2 separate regions of the Homo sapiens genome follow, and region 1 is linked to region 2. The links are chromatin contacts, found by Hi-C in ENCODE. All regions are on one chromosome and are shown on one strand. The core of a region is the stretch at or near the end of the contact, and the rest is flanking DNA. Distances in the headings are between cores, read along the strand shown.

Evidence for each region. Hi-C counts contacts between places; a loop is a spot of excess contacts on that map. Pooled maps may share reads with other maps.
Region 1: a map of CD14-positive monocyte shows a loop between it and region 2 (4-fold over the local background). The contact joins two enhancer-like sites. A Hi-C loop is called at or near these places in 3 of 168 maps with a recorded cell type or tissue (CD14-positive monocyte and mammary epithelial cell), 1 of 37 single-sample maps with no recorded cell type and 2 of 50 pooled maps.

The regions. Positions count from the first base shown.
Region 1 is chr9:27,696,939-27,703,867 of GRCh38, forward strand. No RefSeq gene overlaps it. Among named protein-coding and RNA genes, the nearest start is that of C9orf72, 130 kb to the left of the region's middle. Within about 2 kb of position 4,258, at least 2 of the 41 ENCODE cell types and tissues checked have a DNase peak (open chromatin) inside an H3K27ac peak, as active enhancers do.
Region 2 is chr9:27,336,024-27,342,090 of GRCh38, forward strand. All of the region lies in intron 3 of MOB3B (MOB kinase activator 3B), which reads right to left. Among named protein-coding and RNA genes, the nearest start is that of EQTN, 42 kb to the left of the region's middle. Within about 2 kb of position 2,340, at least 11 of the 41 ENCODE cell types and tissues checked have a DNase peak (open chromatin) inside an H3K27ac peak, as active enhancers do.

The sequences.
Region 1 (6,929 bases), core at 3,008-5,507, 360 kb after region 2:
TTTATTATCTCTGATTTACAGATGTAAACTATGAGACAGAAAAATTAGATAAACACACTTTTGGTATGTTGCCATACAAAATTTTATGTTATTGTAAAATCCAGTTATGGTGTGGGAAAGCATTTTGAAGTTTATGTGTTTGTGTGTTTACTGCTCACCTGTCCAGGGCCATTCCTGTCAGTTGGGGTTGTGTCATTCTGTAGTAGCCTGGAGTTATCCCTGGAGGTTTAAGTCACCCAATGCCCATAATTAGTTGTGGCAGTCTCAATTTTCCCTTCCCAATTTTTATTTACTTATATTGGACACAACTCTGATGTGCATTTTAGTATGAGAACTACTGACTTTAGGGCAAATTTTAGAATACTTGGAGCAATGCATTCATGAATGTGCTTTAGGATCTCTCACAAACATGATTTTGGGCAACTCTGCTTTTGGGAAGAGTTGAAGAGCAGAGAGTTTAAAGTCATCAGTGCAGCCAAGCACCTTGACAGGGTGACAGGGTGATTACCATGCAGGTCAGATATCCATGTGCTTTTGCTTTTTTTTTTTTTTTTTTTTTTTTTTGAGACAGAGTCTTGCTCTGCTGCCCAGCCTGGAGTTCAGTGGGAGTGATCATAGCTTGCAGCATAGAACTCCTGAGCTCAAGCTATATTCTTGTTTCATCTTCCTACAGCACTGAAATTACAGGTATGTGCCACTGTGCCTGGCCAAGATCCATGTACTTTGACAATCAAGACAACATCAAGATCCTGGGGAAGGGGGCAGCTGAAACTCTAAGAAATGCACCTGATTGTGTGCTCACATCCTAGAGGGTTAGAAGTGAGCCTCAGAGCAGGCAGATCATGAAGTCAGGAGTTTGAGACCAGCTTGACTAACATGGTGAAACCCCGTCTCTACTAAAAATACAAAAATTAGCTGGGTGTGTTGGTGCATGTCTGTAATCCCGGCTACTCAGGAGGCTGAGGCTGAAGAATTGCTTGAACCCGGGGGGTGGAGGTTGCAGTGAGCCGAGATCCTAACACTGCACTCTAGCCTGGGCAACAGAGTGAGACTCTGTCTCAAAAAAAAAAAAAAAAAAAAAAAAAAAACAATAAAAGTGAGCCTCAAGTACCTACATCAGTACCAGAATCTTTCTTAGAAAATGGCCCTGTGTCTGCTTTAACACAGAAGGTTGAGTAGGTGATAAACTCCCAATATTTTACTTTATATTTCAGCATGATCATATTGTATTTATCTTAGATAAATTTCAAAACAGGTATTTTTATTTTTCCACCATGTTTATAAACAAAAAGAAAACTCAGTCATTTGTATGTCTAATTGAATAGTATATCTTGTTGAATCCTGAGGAAACAGAAGGATTAGCTGTAAACAACTGATGTTTGTAAACCATCTGAATATGGGAGGAGATTTTTCCACCTAGAGAAATCTTAGAAATGATGGCTATGGATGACCCCAGAGAACATTGCCCTTATCCCCGGCTATATTTAAGGAGACTGAGAAGGAGCCATTGATACTCACTTTGGCCAAAACCCATACACCTATAGAGAAGTCACTTACATGGTGGCCTTGTGGTGAGTCTTACTGTTATCCTGAGGAACATCATGTCTGGTTATTGGACATCAGGTCCACTGCACTGGCTTATATATAATCGAGATACCTTTATCTAAACTCTGAAATGACTAACTAAATCCATAGGGCCTGGGGGTGGGGGCTATGTCTTAGAAACCCTCTAAGCCTTCTTGTTAGTCAAGGGCAGGGGCCAACGTGATTTTGACTAGAGCGAGCCTTGAGAATTGAAAGACCGTTTACTGGATATAGGCTGCCAGGCAATTTAAGATAAGCTGGTAGAATTCAGTGTTATAGTGATTATATGGATCTAGACAAGTGGGATGTTAAAAGTGGCAAACTCCATCCCAGGTCACCTTTAAGTAGACATTATAAATCTTTATGTACAGGTTACTTTTCTTCTCAGTAGGAAGCTGGTGAAGATTGCTAAGGTGACTCCCATTTATAAGGAACTGGTGTAAAAGATCCTGGCAGCTATTGCTGCTGGTAATCGGTTCCTTCTCCACTCGCCTGAAATTACTTTCAAGGTAGTTCATAAGCAGGTTTACAGTTATTTTATGGCTTGCTGTTTAATAGTGCTTTCCCAGTCTATATTTTGCTCAAGATATTTTACCTCACCAACAGGGCTTAATTTATTGGCTCTATTAGGCATGGACACAGAGTTAGAGAAAGGATTAAAATAGGTGTTTTCTCATTGTAGTAGGTAGATAGGTCCGACCAAATCTGCCAGGTTTTAAAGCTTGACTCTGTTAGTTTGCATTTGACAGGAATCAATTCTATATTTTTCTGAGGAAAAAAATGTGAATTAATTCTAGTACTTAACCAAGTGCCTGGTACACAGTTAGCAACCAGTGAACATTTGCTTATTGGCAATGCATTTTCAAGTTTATTGGTTGCCAACCCTGTACCAGGCTCCATGTCCTCCATTTATGTGATGGCCCATATTTTTATGATGAATGAATGACTCCACTCAAGGTTATTATTATCTATGGGGAAACATCTATAAACAAAACAATTAATGGTAAAACCAAGTAGAATAAAGTTTGACAGCTAAAACAAAAGTTTAGTTAAAACACTCAGGGGAGAAAGATTAATTCTCTCTTAAAGTAATAATGATAAGCCTCATGGAGAGGATTATTTCTGGGTCCCCATAAAGTATGCTACCAACTGTAGAGTGCTGCACTTGAGTGAAAATGTCATCTATCAGCTCCCTGTGACACCAGGACTAAAGCAAACATTTCATATTAGAGTTATCTATGTTTATTTTCCCAACGTCATGAAAGGTTGAACAGTTTTTCTGTTTCAGTCACAAGTCTCCACAGTTTTGAGTCTAAGTTTCAGCTGAGCTGTCCCAGATGCTCACAATGGTGGTCACTTTCTCCATAGAATAATGTGAATTGTTAAAAGAAAGAAAAAGAAGAAGGGATGTGGGTGAGTTGGGGGAAGAGAGCTGATACTGCCAAAGAACACTAAAATAACACTTAACAGTAGAACACTAGACACATATAGTAGAAAACAAATCAATTCAGAAAGATATTCTCATAAATCCTCTTTCTAGTGACAACTGGGGTTCTTTAAATGGAGAAAAATGAGGGACTGTTATGCAGCATTTGAAAAGAAGCTACAAATTAAGATTATGGATCAATTACTACTGATCTAATATCAAGTGAAATAAAGCCAGATTATAAAAATATACATGAAAAACAATAACAACTATGTTAAAACACATGCAACTTCATGTAGTAACATAGTGGAGCGAAGTACATAAACTTCATGATGACAATTGCTTTAGGATGGAAAGGCAATTGTTTCTTAAAAAACCGTTTGGACGGTGATCGTATTTTAACTATGAAAATGTAAACTTTATTTATTAAGTTGACGTTTAACAGAAAAGCCTTGCAGGGGATCAGATCCCCTTCAAGATTGCACCTGGGAGGCAGGAAAGGATTGTTTATTTAGCCTTAAGGATTTTGTCATAGATTGCAGAGGAATGCTTTAGCCCCTAACCATGCTGCTCTGCTCTGTTCCCATTTCATCTGCACTTGCAATACAAAAGTGTTTTCTGAGGGTGTTCTGAAACAGTTCTAGTCCGCTTAAGGTCACACAGATCAACCCTGGATCCATGTCTCAGTGGAGCAAAGTTGAGGGGGAAGGCAGACAAAGCTGACTGCTCATGGGGGCCCCACGTGGTTGAGACCCAGAGAGAGCTTAATCAGTGATGTGAACTGGCTGACGTGAGTTGCAGAGACACAAACTCACAACCAGAGTATCAATCAGCATTAGTGATCATTAGGGACATGGTCTGCTTAAAGTCAGCAATCTGAAAAGGCCAGACTGAGTTCTTATGATAGAAATGACGTATGTATAAAACATTCCCTTTTTGCTTTCAAATCAATTGGCCCTTTTATATTACATGGCACAACTCTCTAGAATCATAACTTACTTCTTGCCAAGACAGATTTCAAGTTCCTTCTTTGGGCAAAACTTTGACCCTTACTTTAGATCCCTTGGAGACACATTTCTATATGGAAGTCTTAGTCATATTGGTTCCAACAAGACTGAATATAGTGCTCGACACTTAATAAGTTCCCAGGAAATGTTTGTTAAATGGGATACAAAAGATTCCCAATTTCTTTCCTCTTGTCTTCACAGCAGCAGCATACTGTGTTCCTCTATCTGGAATGTGTCTGAAGTGGCTTGATGGCTTTGTCATGGGTGGGGGCACTTCCTCTCAGGGAAGTGCAGGCTTCACTCTTTTTGTCCTCTTCACTCTGTTCTGAACTTTTCTCTTCACACTGGATTTCTGTTTACTGCATGGCCTTTAGATATGATGCCACGGGGTGTCTCTGCGTTTTAGGCACCTAGCCTCCTTCTTCTCTTGGAGGGGACATTGGCACAATTTCATTTTTGAAGCAACTGGCATCTCAGATTATGCTTCAAGTCCCCTAACCCAATTTAAAGCTTTCTTTTTCTCATAGCTTTTCTAGATCAGTAGTGTGTGTGTTGCCTAGTCATCAAATCTAATAAGAGCAGACAGTTTTGTCTCTCCGATGGTTCCTGTGTAATAATTCCACATCCATGTGTCATCTAACACACACCGTTTTGTCAGGTTAGGAAAGTGAAATTCATGAGCTTAAAAAGAGAGGACATTGTCCGTGGAGTTGCAGCCATGACAGAGTTATGTGTCCTTAAAAAAGGGGCTATACAAAAGCTGCTTCACTGCACTAAAACTAACACATCCCATGTTATTGACTCCCTCGGAAGCAATGTCTAAAGACCACTGCTCCAGCTGGTAGAGACATCGGAGTCTTAACCACCGATTAGCACATTTCCTGGGTTGTGCGTTGTCCTTTGGCTGAACTCTCCAAATGCTGCACTTGCTGAGGTTGCTTTAGACTCAAGAGTGTCATAGCAGCACTTTTTGTTATTATTGCATTGGCTTCCTTGGGTTCAGATGTCACAGTGCAGTACCGATAAGTGAAAAATTAAGGAAGAACTAGCAAAAAAATAAAGCATATGTTGGAAGTCACAGCATAGCATAATTACCGTCAAGATATTAACTCTCTAAAAAGAGGACAATTCAAGCATTAAAAAGATGCTATGTTGGGATGTTGTATCACTTCTTGCCAGTATATAGTCGACTCTGATTTAAGATAAAGTACGTAAGTTCTATTTTCTAATGTACCTTCTAGAAGAATAGACCAGCAGTTAAAACTTCTCATTAATAAGTGCAACTTGTAACATAATAATAGATTTATAATACATGCTTAGTTGAATAGTAGGGATAGGGATGGTGATAAAGGTATTTACAATGTTACAAATTAAGCATTTTACATGTGTGTTCTCTTTCAACACATCCCTCAGTATATCTAACCTTCAAAGACCTCTATAAGATGGGAATGATTATTCCCATTTTGTAGATGATGAAACTGAAGCTTAGAGAAGTGACTTTTCTGAGGTTACATGGCTAGAAAGTACAGGAAACAGGTGGTCCTAATTGCAGATCTTTCCTATATCAGTTGTTGTTTCTCAGGGAAGCAGAATAACTGTAAGTTATACAGAATAAACATTTATTATAAGGATTAGATATTTCACAATTATGGGAGCTGTTTAAAAAACATCTAAGATTTTTTAATAAAAAAATCTAATATTTTTTTAAAGTAAGAGGCTGTTGCCTCTGCATTTCTAGTGGTGGGCTTGAAGTTTCTGTTTGTTAGCCAAGGGAATATATTATAAGGATATAGAGGTATCTTATTGGACATGGGGTCTCAACAAGTTCCTGCAATCGGCAGTCATCAGGAACCAAGGTGTTGGTTTGTTCGCTCTCTCTTTGTCACCCTCTCTCTCTCTCGGTATCTGTTGCCTATTCTCTTTCTGGAGATTGACTTAGTTTTTGTATTTATTTATTTATTTGTTTGTTTGTTTTTGCTTCTTTGTGCATATAGCAGAAGATGGACACTTGTGTAGCTATCCAACCTGTAGATTTTATATCAAACAACCAACAGAGAATGCCTTGGAACTATTAATACTAATTCCAGATTCCAGGAAAACAGAATCTCATTAACCCAACTTGGATCAACTGTGACGAGGGAAGAGTAAAATGAAGACAAGGAGGGTCATGAGTGGGCAGCCACCTCCAAAAGTATGCTACAACCAGGATTGTTCTGGCACGGTATAAAGGGTGGATTTCAGGAGGTGATAATAAAAACTGGACATTTCTGAAAGTTAATTTGACAGGCTTTGCTGCTTGCTCTTGTAGCAGAGAGTTTCCTGTAACAAATTGGGCAAGGGGGCTGAGATTTTGCCTTGGAAACCAATGTATTCATTTACAATTGGATGTGAAAACTGTCCTAGAAGGATTATGTTCTATCTGGCTTCTCACGGTTTTTAGATAACTGTAGACTTGTTATAGAGATATAACCCAACTTCCACTTCCTCAATTCATTAAAAAGGAAACTGAAGATCAGAGAGATTAAAGGATTACTAAACCTCTCTTTTTAATTAAATTATATTTTAAACCATAATCCCTCATCCAAATTGTACAGATCCTTTTTGGAATGGTTTTAGAAAAGAACCTCAGTGATTAGAACTCTACTTGACAGATTGGGTTAATCCTCAGATCTTCAAGTGAATTGAGATTAAGCTAAATCATATATTCTCACTATATCTTAAAATAACTAATTTTCTACCCCAAAAGAACATGCATTTAAGTTGACAGTCTCTTGGTTCTGATTCTGCAGATGTCTCCAGTTTGAACATATGGTGATTGTACTTACCACCTGTGCTGAAATTCTTGCAAACACTGGGGATTTGAGACCAAATGTCAGCCCCAAGTTTGATATATATTGGCTTCGGTAACTCTT
Region 2 (6,067 bases), core at 1,090-3,589:
AAAATGAGAGGTGGAAGGAAACACGCATTTCATACCTACGATGGGGAAGGCACTTAGACTTACCTTGTGCACTTTCTCACAACTCTATGAACTAGGCATTACTTTTTCTAATTTACAGATGAGGAAAAGGAGGCCCAGAAATTTGAACTAACTTGCCCAAGTTCACCCAGCTAGTCAGTGTAACAATAATGATTTAGTGGACTCAAAAACAAAAACAAGCAAACAACATTCTGCTTTCATTACTCTGCTGGAGGGAGGAGCAAAAGAAAAGGAGTGAGTCTTTTTGTTTCTGTTGTAAAATGGATAAGGGGGGGGAAGAGCTACCACAGCAGCATTTCAAAACCCATGTCTTCTTTTAATTACCAGCTTCCTGCTAACTCTGAGACACCAGGAGAAAGGGGGAGGAAGAAATACTTGAAACAAAAAATAATCAAGGAAGAAAAGCAGTATGAAGAGATGTAGAAGGCTCCGCAGTGTGGTAAGGAGCAGGAGGACCCTTGGTGCTGGAAACTTTGGAAAAATGACTGTTATATACGTGAACTCCTGCCCCTAGTAACCACCATTAAACAGCCAACGGGTTAAAGCAGGGCAGTGAGCAGTACGCCTCTCTCAGGGCCACATCTGACATTATGTTGTGTACTTCTCACTAACCATTTTAAAGCCGTTGGATGTTTAATGGTGGCTACTAGGGGGAGGAGTTCACGTATATAAAGGAAATTGGGCTCTCTAATACAGCACGCCCGCACACGTGTATACTCATGCGTACACACCCCTGAAGTAATGGAAACAGAACGGAAAGTAGGAGAGATTCATCTCCCCCAGCACCTTTTCCAATCATGCAGCTTCATCAATACATTTTAAAGGTAAAATCAAATGTGATATTGCTGAAAAGACACGAGGAAAGCTGCGAGTCCCCCGGAAAAGGCCGTCAAAGGGTATTGCACGTTTCACAAAGTGCCTCCCTGCCCATTAATCAGCAGTGCAGCCTCAGTCCCAGCTACCGGCCCCGTGCCCGAGCTTGGCCCTGTGGCCTGCCGTCAGCCCCATCTCCACTCAGATGGGACATACCTGGAAAAGTGGCTTGAACTGCAGCAGAAGTACAGAAGCCACATTTCTGGCTGGGCTGGGGGTGGACAGCACCAAAACCCTACAACCGGGAAGAGTTTCATTCCCCACAGCAAGGCTAAGGCCCTCTAGGGGTAGAGGCCAGGTCAGAAAGAGGGCTTTCTGGAAGCCTTTCGTCTCACAAATTCCACTTCTTAGAGACTTAAAAATCTCCAGATTGTACCCATATTTCATTAGTTTCTTCTGTGATGGCTGTGGATTGAGAACACTGACCATCTTGAAAATTCCCTCTCTCATGGCTTTCCCCTGCCCTTCCTGCCTCCATTCCAAACAGCTGTGCTGGCGAGGTCTATGCCAAGGTTTCACGGCCCCCTCCCAACAGGGTCCTCAGCTCCTGCCAGCACTCACTTCCCTCAGGCCACATTTCCACACTCAATGTTACACCAACATTTTGCTATTTCCTTATCTCAAGATCTAACCCACTTATAGCAAAAGCAAGTCCCTCTGGACTGGGTAGTTTTCTTGGAGGAGTGATGAGGATGAGACCAAAGAAAATGAGCTGGCATCAGCAAGGGATTCGGGTTCTCAGCTATACCGTGTGGGCCCATTTGAAATCCTCTTGGACTGTAGACAGGGACAGCAATCAGTGAGGTTTCTTCTAGTGTCGTGGCGCTATGAGAGGCATGGTGATACTGTTGTCAAAAGAATCCCAAGGCAAGGGCAGGTGTGCTTTCAGGGGCTGTGGAATCAAAAGAGGCAGTGGTATTGTGGTAAGGCATTCAATGATCAAAATGAAAACCAACTGTTCTCTCTGAATCGTCCAGTTTGAAGGGCTCAGAATTCCCTGTGGCACCATGCTGCCTGTGGTCCTAGAGGTAACAGCCACATGATTCCAGTATGCACCAAGGCCCAGAAGCACCACTCTCTAATGCCTGCTGGTGTCCTCAACAGCACTGGCTGGAAAGGTACTGCTGAAGATCCAGGGAGAAATAAAACTGTTTTCCTGCATCTCCATTTCCTACTAGATCAAGTCCTCAACTTCCCATGACTTGCAAGGACTTCTGGATCTGCTTCCCGCCCCTGTCTGTGGCCTTGCATACACCTTGCTTCTGTTTATCTTGCATCTTTGCACACTTGTTCCTTCTGCATGGAGAGCCCTATTTCCTTGTTTCCTCCAGAGCACTCCAGTTCCTCTTTCCCAGCCCTGCTTGGGTGTGGGTGAAGCTTACAAGCCACGTAGGTGGGAGACAGAGCAATTCCCAGAAAGGGAGCAGAACTCTGGGTGTGATGAAAGAGAGATAGAGGATCCCAGCAGCGCCCCAGAGCTGGTTGCTAAGAATTTGCCCTGGCAGCTGGCTCTCCTTCAGACGGGGGTGCAGTTCTGCTTTGAAGGTGAGTGTCTGACTTCAAGGAAGACCCATGAAAAACATCAGGCTGCTTGCTGCAGGGAAATCCCCGGAAAAAGAGAGGAGAGAAAAAAAGAAAAGAAAAACAAACAAGCAAATACAAAACATCCCAAACAACTCTACAGCCAAGTCCATGTGGCAAAGCGGGAACCGTAGAAGGTGGGAACAACAGCAGGGCAGCTCTTGCCTGGCCTCGGGCACAGGGAGGCCACTGTGTCGCTGTCGGGACCACAGCTGTCCAAACGAGGCTGGCTCCCCACTTCCTGTGGTGTTTCTCTTTTAGCTTTCTAGAATCCAAATAGCTGTATGTATCAGAGGAAATAACACTGGCCTTTTCCCAAATGCCTTGGCAACTCCAGGGGAAGGACCCCTCCCACCCCGACTCCGGTGGACAGGCAGGTAACTCCACAAGTGGGGCCTCCTGGGGCATGACTTTCTAAGGAGCCCTCAGTTGCATCCTTGGTGCAGAGTGAGGGTGAGTCCAGGGCTGCTTAATCTGCTTTCCCGGACCATTCCCAGCTGTTTGTGTGAGGCTGTGGAGGGAGTGCTGCAAGTTAGGGATCCCTGGGAACCCTCGGGGAGAGTCTCCCTGCCATGCACTCCCCCTAGGCTCAGGGGACTTCGTTCTTGCCCTCAAGGCCTTTTCTGCAGTGGTCAAGCTGGTGGAGCTTCCTGCCTGGAAGCTTGTTTTCAGAGGAGGGTAAAGGGACCAGGAGTCAATGGTGGAATCCTTAGGCGAGGTTCAGGCATGAGGCCTAAACATTTTTTTAGGAACTATTTTTTTGTAACGTTGTTGTGTCTGTTTCAGAGCATCTGGGAGAGAGAATTCCAGTAGGGGCTGACATCAGCCACCCCAAATTTATTTTGGAACTAGGCTTTATTGGTATAAATAACTTGAGAAGTGAACGAATGAATGAATGAAGCCGTGCCAGGTCACAAGAGTCAGAGTGAACAAGATGGGGCAGTGATAAGAGAGCCATCATTAACCAAAGTGTCTTGTGTTCCGAATGGAGTAGTTTCTATCATTTCCTGCACCTTTTCTGTGTGCCAGGCACTGTGCTCAATGCTGGACATCATTTCATTCAATCCTTACATCAGTCTTATGGGGTATGTGGTATCATTCTTATTTTACAGAGGGGTAATGGAGGTTAAGTACCTCGGCCATGGCCACATCACTAATAATTACCCTGGCCAAGGTTGAAACTTGAAAACCCATCCTCCTAACCAGTCTACTATATCCTGAGCCATCGTGCTGAATATATCTTCATTCATATCTACATGTGCTGTTTCAGTTGAGTCTCTGAATCAGCGGCTGTACCACACCAGCATGGGCCACGGGAGTAGGGACTCGGCTGGCAGGACCGTTCCCAGGAGGCCCACAGCCAGGGCTGCTGTTCTTCCTTTGCTAGCATCCCAAAGTCTGAATTCTTATAAAGCAGGCAGGGCAGCCAGTCTACAAAAATATTTTTAAAATTTCCCCAACTCTAAGTATATACAGGATCCAACCAGCACACAGGAATTAGAAATGTTCTTTCTGCTCTCTTTTAGGAATGTGGGTGGCAAATAAGCCAAACGAAATAAAAATAGAAACAAGGCAGGCCAGACTTCCCTAAACCACACAGAACAATATTTATTTGATTAATTCTGTTCCTAAACAACAGCCCACATTACTGACACGGAGGGCGTTTCCACGATGGAGGGGTGCGTGTGTGTGAATGTGTGCACATATGTGCAGGCTCCCAAGTGCACATATACATATGTATGGCTAGATAAACACACACACTCGCCACCCACGGAGAATATTTATTCATACCGATACAAAAATCAAACTGCTCTTCTTTTTCCAAACCCTGCAAACATTAAAAATAAGTCACTTTATGTAAACATATTCAGCCTCCTGATTTACATTGTTTCTTATAAAGACAGAGCTGCACATTTTTGAAGTTCTCTCATTTAACCACAGGAGATGGGTTACGGACACATGGTGGGTTGCCTCATAGTGCATCGTGAAAGCAAGAGCATTAATCAAAACTGTTTGTGGTCACTGTATCTCTGCAGATCCCCTCCCTAGAGCCCCGCAGCCCACCCCTCATTCTGCAACTCTGTGCTTTTTTTTTAGCACCCTGTCTTGCTCTGTGGATCCACCTACCATGTCCTTCCCACCTGTATCAACCTGGCTGATGCACTGATGGGACAGGGGATCCAACCTGATTTCTGCTCAGACTGATGCTACCTGTGATCAAAGGAGCCTGTGATTTCTGCTCAAAGCGACACTGAGATCTCTGACATTTGGCTGCTGCTCCCCGCTCCTTTCCTCCTCTGTTACCCAACTTCTCCAGAGCCCCCATGGAGGTCTGCACAGTTGGCAGGAGTCTGCCTCCCTCCTTCTCATACCCAGCATTTGTCAGCGCAGCTGGATTGGTTTCTGGCAGATGCTGCTGCTGCCCCTTGTTCTGGGATGAGCAAAGGGTGACTGAGTGCACCCACCCGCTTTGAGGAATGAAACAGATTTCAGCATGGCCCAATGCCCCCTGTAGGGTTGTGCAGTTCCTTAAAGGCTGGATGCGGGAGGGCAGGGGAAGGAATTCTCACATTTGCTTCTGTCATGTGGCCTTTCTATCAGGAGTGGGAGGGAAGGCACTGGCCGGTGAAGCAGAGAGTACCGGAAACTCCAGGTTAGGTTGCAGGCACCAGAGTTTTATTTATTCTGACAGAAGCTTAATGGGGGCAACTCTTAATGACATGCAAGAAACGCTGAACAAACGGTTTGTCCTTTTGGAGGGAGTATTCTGAACTTTCAGAGCATGGGTCCCTAAAGGAAGAATTTACCTCCCCTGGGAAAACAAAGGATTCCATAGAAGCCGTTCAGCCTAGCTGAATTCACCACAGGACAGAGCTTGCCATTGCTTAATAAGACCTCTATTGTGTGTCTGATGAAAACATATGGGGAATGTGCTTCCTCAGTGAGCCTGTAATTTAGGAAGTCTGTAGTTTCTAAGCAGTCTCACTCCTTTGGTAGGAACAAAGTGTTATTTTGATGGAGTAAATAGACATGAAACAAAACTAAAATTTTCCTTTTAATACAATGAGATCTCTTGCTAGAAGTTTGACTACCACCTATTGAAACATGTTCTCAAGCTCTCACAGAGAGAAATTTGGTCTCGTGAGAGCCTCAGGAGCTGGTCACCACTTTGTGCCCGACTCTGTCACTGACTCTCAGGTCTATGGGGTGGCCATTATGCTTCCCCTAGAGAGGAACTGAAACTTGGAAAGGTTAGTGACTTGCCCAAGGTTACATGGTTGATACTTGGCAGAGCGAGAATTCAAACCAGGATATCATTTGGATCTTATCAACAGGCCTCGGAATCCTATCTTTTTTTCTATATCAGGGACCAGAAAATGACAGTTCATGGGTCAAATCCAGTCCACACCTGTTTTTGTATGGCCCATAAGCTAAGAGTGGTTTTTACATTTTTTGATAGTTGAAAAAAGAAAGAATATTTTATGACATATGATTATTTTATGAAATTCAAATTTCCATGTCCATAAACAAGTTTTATTGGAGTAAGCCACACCCATTTATGGATGAATGCCTG